Linked DNA regions of Homo sapiens: region 2 is linked to region 1. Evidence: read pairs that join two places in POLR2A ChIA-PET (ENCODE). Cell type or tissue: OCI-LY7. All regions are shown on one strand. Links, peaks and the distances in the headings refer to the core of each region. The heading gives the core; the rest is flanking DNA. Region 1 has its middle 12 kb from the start of LNPEP. Region 2 has its middle 33 kb from the start of LIX1-AS1.

Region 1 (5,383 bases), core at 119-5,118:
TACTTAGAAAGCTGGCAGTATAAACAGATCATTTGTTTAGGATTTAAATCAGGAAAATGTTTAGTATTCATAGTGAGAAATCTTTAGAAAGTCTGAGAAATGCATACTTAACTAACAAACAAGGTAGAAAAACATTTTATTTCTTACTCGTTTCTACAATCTTTCCTTCCCAACCATAAATTCAAGATCTTTTACAAATGTATTCTTCTTTCTTCCAGATGTCCTAATCCTCTACTATGCTGACAGAGAAGGTCAGGAAACTGGTTTTCTATTCTCAGTACATGACTCAGTAATTCTCATCTTGTTATTTACACACATGATTTCCCACACTTCAAAATTCATGCCTTCCTCTGTTGAATTATGTCATATTTCTTTCTTTCAATACTATATTTCAGGCTCATTCCTCCGTAAGGAATTCCCATAGTAATAGCACCTGGTATGTCCCTTTAGTCATCCAAAGAATACCACAGTTAAAATTATAAACTTCATTTTGAGTTGGCCAGAATAAATTGTCTGTGAAAATACTGAAAACATACAAAGGACATTTTTTTCTCAGTTTTAAAACTGTATTCCGCTTTAAAAACTGTTTTCTAGGCCGGGCGCGGTGGCTCACGCCTGTAATCCCAGCACTTTGGGAGGCCGAGGCGGGCGGATCACAGGGTCAGGAGATCGAGACCATCCTGGCTAACACGGTGAAACCCCGTCGCTGCTAAAAATACAAAAAATTAGCCGGGCGCGGTGGCAGGCTCTTGTAGTCCCAGCTACTCGGGAGGCTGAGGCAGGAGAATGGCACGAACCCGGGAGGCGGAGCTTGCAGTGAGCCGAGATCAGGCCACTGCACTCCGGCCTGGGCGACAGAGAGAGACTCCGTCTCAAAAAAACAAAACAAAAACAAAAAAAACTGTTTTCTAGTCAATTAAGTTGCAAATTCTATCTCGTCTCTAATATATTGAGTTGGAGTTGGGAAAAGGATAGAAAGAACACTCTTTTAAAACTCAAAAATGGAAAAAGGCCAGGATGAGGCTTGGGGCACATAAGACTGCTGGCATATAATTTTATTTTCTTTCTATTCATATCTTCAGATGTAGAGCCAAAGACTAAAAGCAGGAGTCGTAGAAGGACAAACAGGGCTTTCTAGCTGGCTGGGGGCAAACAGGTAGAGAGACTTGAGCTAATAGGAATCAAAAGAAAGATCTGGTTTGAAACAATTGTGCACAATCTATGTGAACCAGACAGAGCTCGCAGTTGTCAGACCCTCTGTCCGGGTGAGTTAACTTCACTCACACTCAGAGACTAAATTAGAGTTACTCAAGCAACAATGAATAAGTTGTTAGTGAAAGAGGCTGGATAGCATTTAAAGATTTGTATTTATTTATTCTTGTTCTAAGTTGTGCGTTATCTGTAGATAAAAGTTATGCAACTACTAATCAAAGCGCATAACTTATATCTTACAGAGAAGCCATTATTAGGTAGGACGAGCATATTATTCTTCTAGTTTCAAACAACTGTGCCTCTGCGAGGCCTCACTATTTGGATGTTTTTTGTTTTTTGTTTTTTGTTTTTTGTTTTTTTTGAGACAAGGTCTTGCTCTGTTGACCAAGCTGGAGTGTCACGATCGTAGCTCACTGTAACTTTCAGTTTCTGGGTTCAGGTGATCCTCCTGCTTCAGCTTCCCACGTAGTTGTGACTGAAGATGTGCACCACAATGGCTGTCTAATTTTTATTTTTTAATTTTTGTAGAGATGGGGGTCTCACTATGTTTTCCACACTGGTCTCAAGCTCCCGTCCTGCCGCCTTGGGCTCACAAAGGGCTAGAATTACAGGTGTGAGCCACCACGCCAGGTCCTGGCTGTTTGGATTTTAAGACCAAGGGAAACATACTATTTGTTGACCCCTCGGTCTCACTGAGGACCTGGAAAGAAATAACAGCAACAGTGCTGGCCTTGCAAATCCAAACCTAAAACGTGCTGTCTAAAAAAAGAAACTTCAGGCGGGGCGTAGTGGCTGACGCCTGTAATCTCAGCACTTTGGGAGGCCGAGGCGGGCAGATCATGAGGTCAGGAGATCGAGACCATCCTGGCTAACACGGTGAAATCCCGTCTCTACTAAAAATACAAAAAATTAGCCGGGCGCAGTGGCGGGCGCCCGTAGTCCCAGCTATTTGGGAGGCTGAGGCAGGAGACTGGCGGGAACCCAGGAGGCAGAGCTTGCAGTGAGCCGAGATCAGGCCACTGCACTCCAGCCTGGGCGACACAGTGAGACTCTGTCTCAAAAAAAAAAAAAAAAGAAAAAGAAAGAAACTTCATACACGTCAAAATATCCAGTTGCCTTTTCTTTTATAATTTCACCATTATAGATTTATTCCTTTGGACTAATAAAAAGTTAAAATATTACATTGTAACTCACTAGTCATGCTTTAGTGTGACATCTTAAAAAATTAATATTTCTTTATAGCTAGCTAAGCAAAGGGCCCTGAGGAGAGAAAGAGGACCCTGAAGTTGGGAGACGGGCTTGGGGAGTGAGTTGTGGAAAGTGGCCAATAGCTTAGAAAGTACTGGTTGGGTAGGAGGAAATTAAGGGCAGTATCTGTCACTTACTCAAGGATGTTACACAGATGTCATTTGATAAATATTTGTCGGCTGTAAAGCAGCACCTGGAAGTGAGGAAGAAATGGAAAATTTGCCTCAGGCTGATCCTGCTAGTACACGATGGTATATGTCTGTGTCATGTTTCATGTATTATGTATGTATCCTGTGTGCTTGTCCTGATTGGCCCAATAGATTGTATGTGCCATAAAAGTGAAGCGTTAGCTCCTGTTTTGTTTTGAGGTCTCTTTGAGGCCCTGCACACCAGGGGCCCTCCATAAATGGTGCTGACTGACTGACAGCCTGTGCTGGCAACCATCAGCCAAAGGGAGGAAAAAAGCACCTGAATCAGCTGAGAGTCAGCCAAGAATCATAGTCAAATGTAATTTTCAGCACAAATATTATAGGACCTTCTCAAGCTAAAAAACAAACAAAAAGCTCAAGGACACATTTTATGGGAGTGAACCTTGGGCAAGCTTTATTTTAGCATAGCTGTAAGAAACAAACAAAAAGGAAAACTAAATCAGAATATTCAAGAGTATAAACATCTCTCTAGAAAGAGCAAGTCAATAACAATTCGGGCTAACAGATTTTTTTTTTTTTTTGAAATGTAGTCTTGCTGTTGCCCAGGCTGGGAGCGATGCAATGGCGTGATCTCGGCTCACTGCAACCTCCACCTCCCGGGTTCAGGTGATTCTCCAGCCTCAGCCTCACGAGTAGCCGGGACTACAGGCACCTGCTACCATGCCAGGCTAATTTTTGTATTTTTAGTAGCGACGGGATTTCACCATGTTGGCCAAGCTGGTCTTGAACTCCTGACCTCAGGTGATCCACCCACCTCGGCCTCTCAAAGTGCTGGGATTACAGGCATGAGCCACTGTGCCTGGCCCACATCATTTCAAAAAATGTTTTTTCTATCTTCTGACTTTTATGGAAGAAAGGCTGTGATTGCTTTTTATGGCTATATAGGTAGGCCCATCATCCTAGTCACTTCCTGGCCTAGGTAGGCCCCATCCAACCTAGGGCTTAGATGCCAACTCAACACCGAAAACTTGGTTTGCCAGCACATCATTATTTTAAATGATCAGATTGGAATATGTTACCGTTATAGAAATTGGTTTGCTATTACAAGTCTAAACTTCTTTGCAAGTGATCTACATGGTATTTAAATTTTATAATTCACATACAATAGTAACAGCAAATACATCTTTAGTGCTTACTTTGTGCCAGTCTCTGTTCTAAGTATAATTATGTGAATTTGTCTCATCCTTACACTAACTCTGTGAGGGTACTTGTCCTCATTTTACAAAGGAGAAAGTGAAGCTCAGGGAACTTGCCCCAGGCACAGAGGTAGGAAGTGGCAGAGGCAGAATTTGAACCCTTAAGAGTCTACCTCCAGGGCCCAGGCTCTCACCTCAGTCCTGGGCTGCCCTTCATTTACCCTGTAGTAAATGTAGTGCAGTTTCTACTAAACACACTGCTCCTTATTTACCCTAGAATTCCTTCAGTGCAGGATTATCTGAGGACCACCTGTGTCACAATCACTTGATAAAGATGCAGATTTTAGGCAATATCTCAGACCAACTGAATTGAAATTTCGGGGAACAATGCCCAGAAATCTGTTTTGTTAACAAGCTCCTTCAAGAAATTTAACAGTCACCACAGTTTGGACTTCCAGAGTGAAGATTTCTTTCTAAGCATTTCTAGTAGGCTTAGGGTTCCATTTGGGAAAAAATGGAAATGATATATCTATACCTGTAGAATTTTCTATAGCATTTCTGTTTCTAAATAGGTTAGTGTTTAATTGAATGAAATCTGTACCTTTTTAAATAGTAGCAACCAGATGGGGGAAAACAAACTTGCTTGAGCAATGGTGAATGGAGATACTCACAGTATAATTTGCTTTTTTTTTTTTTTTTTTTTTGAGACGGAGTCTCGCTCTGTCGCCCAGGGCTGCAGTGGCGTGATCTCGGCTCACTGCAACCTCTGCCTCCCAGGTTCAAGTGATTCTCCTGCCTCAGCCTCCCAAGTAGCTGGGACTACAGGCGCGTGCCACCACGCCCGACTAATTTTTTGTATTTTTAGTAGAGATGGGGTTTCACCGTGTTAGCCAAAATGGTCTCAACCTCCTGACCTCATGATCTGTCCACCTGGGCCTCCCAAAGTGCTGGGATTACAGGCTTGAGCCACCATGCCCAGCCATTACTGTTTCATTTTAATCAAGCATTGTTATTATGGTTTCTAAAAAGTATAACCTCAAGTCTTTCATATATATCAGTTTATCAGTTTTATATCAGAGATATAATTTACATGGCATAAAATTCATCCATTTAAAGTTTATAATTCAATGGTTTTTAGTATAGTCACAGGGTTGAGTGCCTAGCAAAACGATCAATTTCAGAATGTTTTCATCACCCTAACAAAAAACCCTATACTTATTAGCAGACACTTCCCATTCTTGCCTCCCTTCAGTCTAAGGAAATCACTAATCTACTTTCTGTTTCTATAGATTTGCCTAGTCTGGACATTTCATATAAATGGAATGATACAATACATTTCAAATAAGTGGAATAATAACAATATATGGTCTTCTGTAACTGGTTTCTTTCACCTAACATAATTTTTAAAAGGTTCATCTATGTTTTAACATGTCAGTACTTTCTTTTTATTGTTGAATAATATTCTATTATACATATAAATGTTTCACATTCTATTTATCCATTCATCAGTTGATGGACGTTTGTGTTGTTTATACTTTTTGGCTATTGTGAATAATGCAGCTATGAACATTCATCTAC
Region 2 (5,383 bases), core at 153-5,152, 120 kb after region 1:
CATCAGGACCATTATTTACTTTTTGGACTAAAGCAGTTCTTGTAAACACTCAGGTCACCTAAGTAGCCAACTGATGCAGTAGTCATACAGTACCTAAATCAGTGTGAGAAATGTCATACGTGTCGTATGCCAGTGAAACCAAGGAACGCTGTCTTACTTTGAAGGTGAGACATTGGATGTTATCAGGGAAATACCCCTTGCGTTGATTCACATATAAGTAGGAGTATGAGTGCACCTTTTTAGAGGCACACTGCCACGGTTACATTCCTGGTCAGGTCTACAAAAGGAGTTTCTTGGTTCTGTCTGCATGAGTAGCCTTGAGGAAGAACTGAGAATTTCTTAGGCTTCCAGATATATGAACTAGAATAAGTATTCTTTTACAGTAATTGTTAGGTGGGCGTTTGAAGGCAAAGTAAGTCTTAACTCCCATACCCAAAATCCTATTTCTGAGGACACAAAACCTTGATGCATGCCCTTTTAAAATCTCTTATAATGATCATTACTAATATATAGGGGAAATGTTCTTAAAATTGTGAAGTTTTGATCAGAAGCTTCTGGTTAAATTTTTTGTGCTTTTTAATTCACAGATACCAGCAGTAAACAATTGAACTAAAACCCATTATAAATGTAAAGAACACTTTGATTCTGATAGACTTTTTGGATGGAGAGTAACAATAACCTATTTTTCTAAATTATTTTTAGAACCCATGGTACAGAAGAATGATTCAGTTGTATCTTCTTTTTGCTTCTTCTGTTCTTACATAAAGCCCCCCGACCCCCCACCGCCAACACACACACAAAGGCTCTGGTGTTTACTAAAACTTGTGTGCAAGTTGAACAGTTGACTTACATGCTTAAAGAGGTGGTTTTCTGCTAGAGGGCAAAAACATACTTTTAAGTCGTTAATTTCACCCACCTACTAGATCCATAATTGATATGTTCCCAATGCTCTGTGCTTGTTTACTTTTATCATTTCTCTTCATGGATGACCTCCATTCAACTGGCCAAAGTCCAGTTGAATTGAAATGCACTTTGGGTACCCCTGTAATTTCTGTTGTTGGCTGAGCTGAATAATCAGGACCTTGGCTTACACAGAATAAGTTTGATTCTTGCTTTCCTATTCCCATTTGTGTTTATAAAAGAAGAACCTAATGTGATAATAAAATAGCAGTCATCAGAGTTGAACTGTTGACCAGCAGGCAGCACCAGGAGGTAATAGTTTGAAAGGAAGTCAGGGAACATACCAGAGGCCACTTCAGCATAGGAAAGACAATTTAGGGCTGTCAGTGTGTTGCTTATTAAAGTGTCATTTGTGTACAAACCAAATGTGGGAAATTGAAAGTTCTTTTGTTCAGCAGTTTCTGATGCTGTTGCTCTTCTATGTGAATGCAGCTGAAAAGATCTTTGGGTCCTACATGCAGGATTGAACATGGGCTGCCCTATGGGTTTAGTGGCTGTTTATGTCTTCATTTTTTTTCCTCAAAGACCTCTGTAATTTTTAACTTCAGCAAAATTATTGGAATATTACTATTATCACATAACAAAAGGTAACAATTTCAAGAAATTTAAATACTTGAAAGGCTATTAGGCTGGTATCAGTCAGAACTAGAATTGATTTCTGGTTCAATCATTTTCCACTTAGAGAGTTGTTACTAATTCCTGTTTGCCTCAGTTTCCTCCATTTATAAAACTGAGATAGTGCCTACCTACCTACCTTGCAGGGTTGTTAGCATTAAATAAAAGAACCTATAAATTGTTTAGTATATTGCCGGGCCCAGGCAGAGTAATTATCAACTGTCATTGTTAAAACTCTCAGCGCTTAATGAGGTGTATGGATATTAATATCTTCAGCTACAGATGGATATGAGTTTTTAAAATTGAATAAGGTATATAACTTGCCAGTTAGGAAATTACAAAAATAATTTTAGTCTAATATGCTTTTTATTTAAGCCTTAAATATGCAAAGATTTTATTTGAGAGGCATTATATTAGAAAAAATGTGGTTATATAGGTTTTACAACTGAAGTTAATTCTGGCTGTCACTGAATTTGGTTAATTAAAAGTAGACACAAAACAAAATCCTGACTCTTGACTAATCTGCAAAGCATATCTACTTTGCAGTAATAACATGAAGAACAGGTATATAGGAAAATACACCTGGTCCTTCGTAGGTGCTCCACAAATACTCCTTTCCTTCTCTCAGTTTATTTGCCTAAGCATGCAAATGAATCAAGCATGCCTAAGTCTCTATTCTAGCTAGAAAAAAAATTGTTTGCAACTTATGCATTAGATGGCATGATGGAGAGAAATTGGCCAAATACTTTAGGACCTGGGATTATTAGTGCTAGAAGGAAAACTTCTTCCACATGACCTAGTCTAAATTTCCTCCTTTTACAGATTAAGGGCATTAGAAGTTATGCTTGAGCTAAAATCCCACATGATATAACATTATATGTTAAATTTGTATATGTTTTTAGATTAGACACAGTTTATATGCATCATTTTTGAGACAAATGATGTGCAATTGCCTGCGGGATACTGCTTCTTTGGAGAAGAGAGTATTCGAGTTTGCTGTTGAAAGAGGTGTTTCATTAATGTTGAGTGCAGAGCTAAATTAAACTATCCTAATGTTTTCACTTTTACATTTAATGATGCTGTGAATGATTCAAATAACATGATCTCAAAAGAGTAGCATTTTTTTTAATGTTTAAATGAAGTGAATTACATTGAAGTAATCTCTCTCAGGTGGAAGATACTAATGTCAGAAGGTTCAGACACTCACCACCAAAGGGAATCTCAGGAAGGACGGAGGGTGGTTAGCATTGGTAAAGTAACAGCTGCCATAATGGTTGATGAGCTGAATGAAAAGAATATAAACGTTAAGCTTCGCCGACTACAGGTAGAAGGTGAAAATGAACCATTTTCCTGAAGTACAGTCATGTGCCACAATGATGGTCCCATAAGGCTATAATGGAGCTGAAAAATACCCATTGCCTTGTGACATCTTGATGATCCTGACCCCGTGTAGGCCTAGGCTAATGTGTTTGGTTTTGTCTTAGTTTTTAACAAAAAAAGTTTAAAAATAAATTTTAAATATAAAACATAGAATAAGATATAAAGAAAATTATTTTGTACAGCTGTAGTGTGTGTTTAAACTGTGTTATTACAAATGAATCAAAACATTTTAAACGATTAAAAAGTTTACATCAAGGTAAGGTTAATTTATTATTGAAGAAAGAAAAATTCTTTTATAAGCTTAGTGTAGCCTAAGTGTACAGTGTTTATAAAGCCTACAGTAGGGTACAGTAATGTCCTAGGCCTTCACATTCACTCACTGACTCACCCAGAGCAACTTCCAATCCTGCAAACTCCATGCATGGTAAGTGTTCTACACAGCTGCGCCATTTTAAAAATCTTTTTTTACGCTGTTTTTACTGTACCTTTTCTATGTTTAGATGTATTTAGATGCACAAATACCATTGTGTTATAGTTGCCTATGGTATTCAGTACAGTCACATGCTATACAGGTTTGTAGCCTAGGAGCGAAGCAATAGGCTATACCATATAGCCTAGGTGTGTAGTAGGCTAAACCATCAAGATTTGTGTTGTTTGCACCATGATGAAATCAGCAAGCAATGCATGACTGTAGTTTGAAATCAGCCCGAGATAAGGCCTTCAGTCCTCAGCCACAGAACCCTGGACTTTGAGAGCAGACTGACATCCTTTCCTATTTTTCTTGTTTTTCTTTTCCTTTTTTTTAAAAAAAAAAAAAAAACAGGGTCTCACTCTGCCACCCAGGCTGGCGTGCAATGGCATGATAATGGCTCACTGCAGTCTCGACCTCCTGGGCTCAAACTATTCTCCCATCTCAGCCTCCCGAGTAGCTGGGACCACAGGTGTGTGCTACCATGCCTGGCTAACTTTTTAAAATTTTGTATAAAGACAGTGGTCTCTCTATGCTGCCCAGGCTGGTCTTGAACTCCTGAACTCAAGTGATCCTCCCACCTCAGCCTCCCAAAGTGCTGGGATTACAGGCCTGAGCCACCACGCCCAGCGTCTTTCCTATTTTTCAACAGACCCCCTTCTGTTGCCAGAAGGACAGGAACTTAAGGAAGTCTACAGGCATGGGAAAAGAGGCAATATTAAACAATTTTAAAACCATTGATTTCACTTGCTTTATGGAGGAGGCATAACCTGAATGTAGTTGGTCCTCTTCAGCCCCGCATGCATGTCTGTAGTCTCTTTTTTGCCTTGAGCAAACCTAGACTTGGAACTTAGCACCTCTTCAAGATTCCTTTCCACAAAATGCACTAAAGCCAAAGCACTGCCGAGCAATATAGGTTTTCTCCAAGGTAGTACCCAGAGGAGAGTCTACAAGGGAAGTTACTCTCACATGCTGTAACAGTGTCATCCTCACTTGTATTTCTGTTCTCCAGAGCCTCTCCTTTACGTTGCCATTTCTGGGGGATGTTTTTGTGTGCTCCTCACCCAAATTACACATACACACACACCCAGGCCTTGCTGACCTGTCACTCTTGCCCCTAGACATCCCAGTGTCTCAGCATCTACATCCAGACATGTTTGGCCAAGCACATCAAAAGCTCCACAAAACTAATGGCCTGTAGTGAGCAGCTGGCCCCAAGGTTTGGAGGCCTTTTGCTATTTGGACATGCTCCCTGGAGTCTTACCCCTTCCCACAAACAAGCAGTTTATCAACTATTTATTTCAAACAAATGTTCTTAGAAATCTTTATCTGCCTGTCTAGATTGGCAACAGATTTTTCTTCCTAGCTGTGTTTTTCCACACTAATAGAAAATTGGCTTATATCTGACCCCATCTGGACTTGGGGTGAGAGAAAGTAGCCATAAATTGAACTGGTGGAAGAGGAAAGCCAAGGCATACTTTTAAAATATTTTTATGGATGATTTATTCAACAAATATTGTGATCTGTCCACTATGCATCAGGCCCTGAGCTCGGTGGGTACCCGAGACTTGACTCTAATGTGAGTAGCTGGCTCAGGCCGGGAAATTGCCACCTGGGTTTTATAAACACAGCCTGCGTGGTGGGTGGTAGACAGTCAAGGGCATTGGGGTTCATGTGGAACAGAAGTGAAGGGTGTTGCCAGGGGAGGTTTCAAGCTATGAAACTGGTGGTGTTAAAGCCTGTTTCAATGGCAACACACCATCTTGAGCGGGGCAGGTCTGGGGGACATGCATTCCTCAGCCAGGAGTCTCCCTCTGTTCGTTGGAGTGTGCAGAGGAATGTGAGAAGTGGAGACCTCTCACCACTGCTTAAGTACCAAGTTGAATGCCCTGTGTCGCTGATTGGGAACCAGAGGCGCTTTTGATCCGCACTGAGTAACCACACAGGTATACATTCCTG

Evidence for each region. ChIA-PET counts read pairs that join two places held together with the same protein. Peaks named below come from ENCODE experiments on the same cell type or tissue, not always from the same donor. Only the 100,000 strongest peaks of a DNase experiment are listed, where the experiment ranks them.
Region 2: POLR2A ChIA-PET joins it to region 1 with 7 read pairs; 3 of 35 experiments call an interaction of 5 or more read pairs at or near these places.

Annotation. Positions count from the first base shown.
Region 1 is chr5:96,921,424-96,926,806 of GRCh38, forward strand. It overlaps a transcript of ERAP1 not described here. Among named protein-coding and RNA genes, the nearest start is that of LNPEP, 12 kb to the right of the region's middle. In OCI-LY7, for the core only: no CTCF peak of the experiment used is centred there; DNase peaks (open chromatin) are centred at 1,648, 2,628 and 2,858; H3K4me3 peaks cover 1,203 bases; H3K27ac peaks cover 2,563 bases.
Region 2 is chr5:97,037,899-97,043,281 of GRCh38, forward strand. No RefSeq gene overlaps it. Among named protein-coding and RNA genes, the nearest start is that of LIX1-AS1, 33 kb to the right of the region's middle. RefSeq lists a silencer at 3,293-3,493. In OCI-LY7, for the core only: no CTCF peak of the experiment used is centred there; no DNase peak of the experiment used is centred there.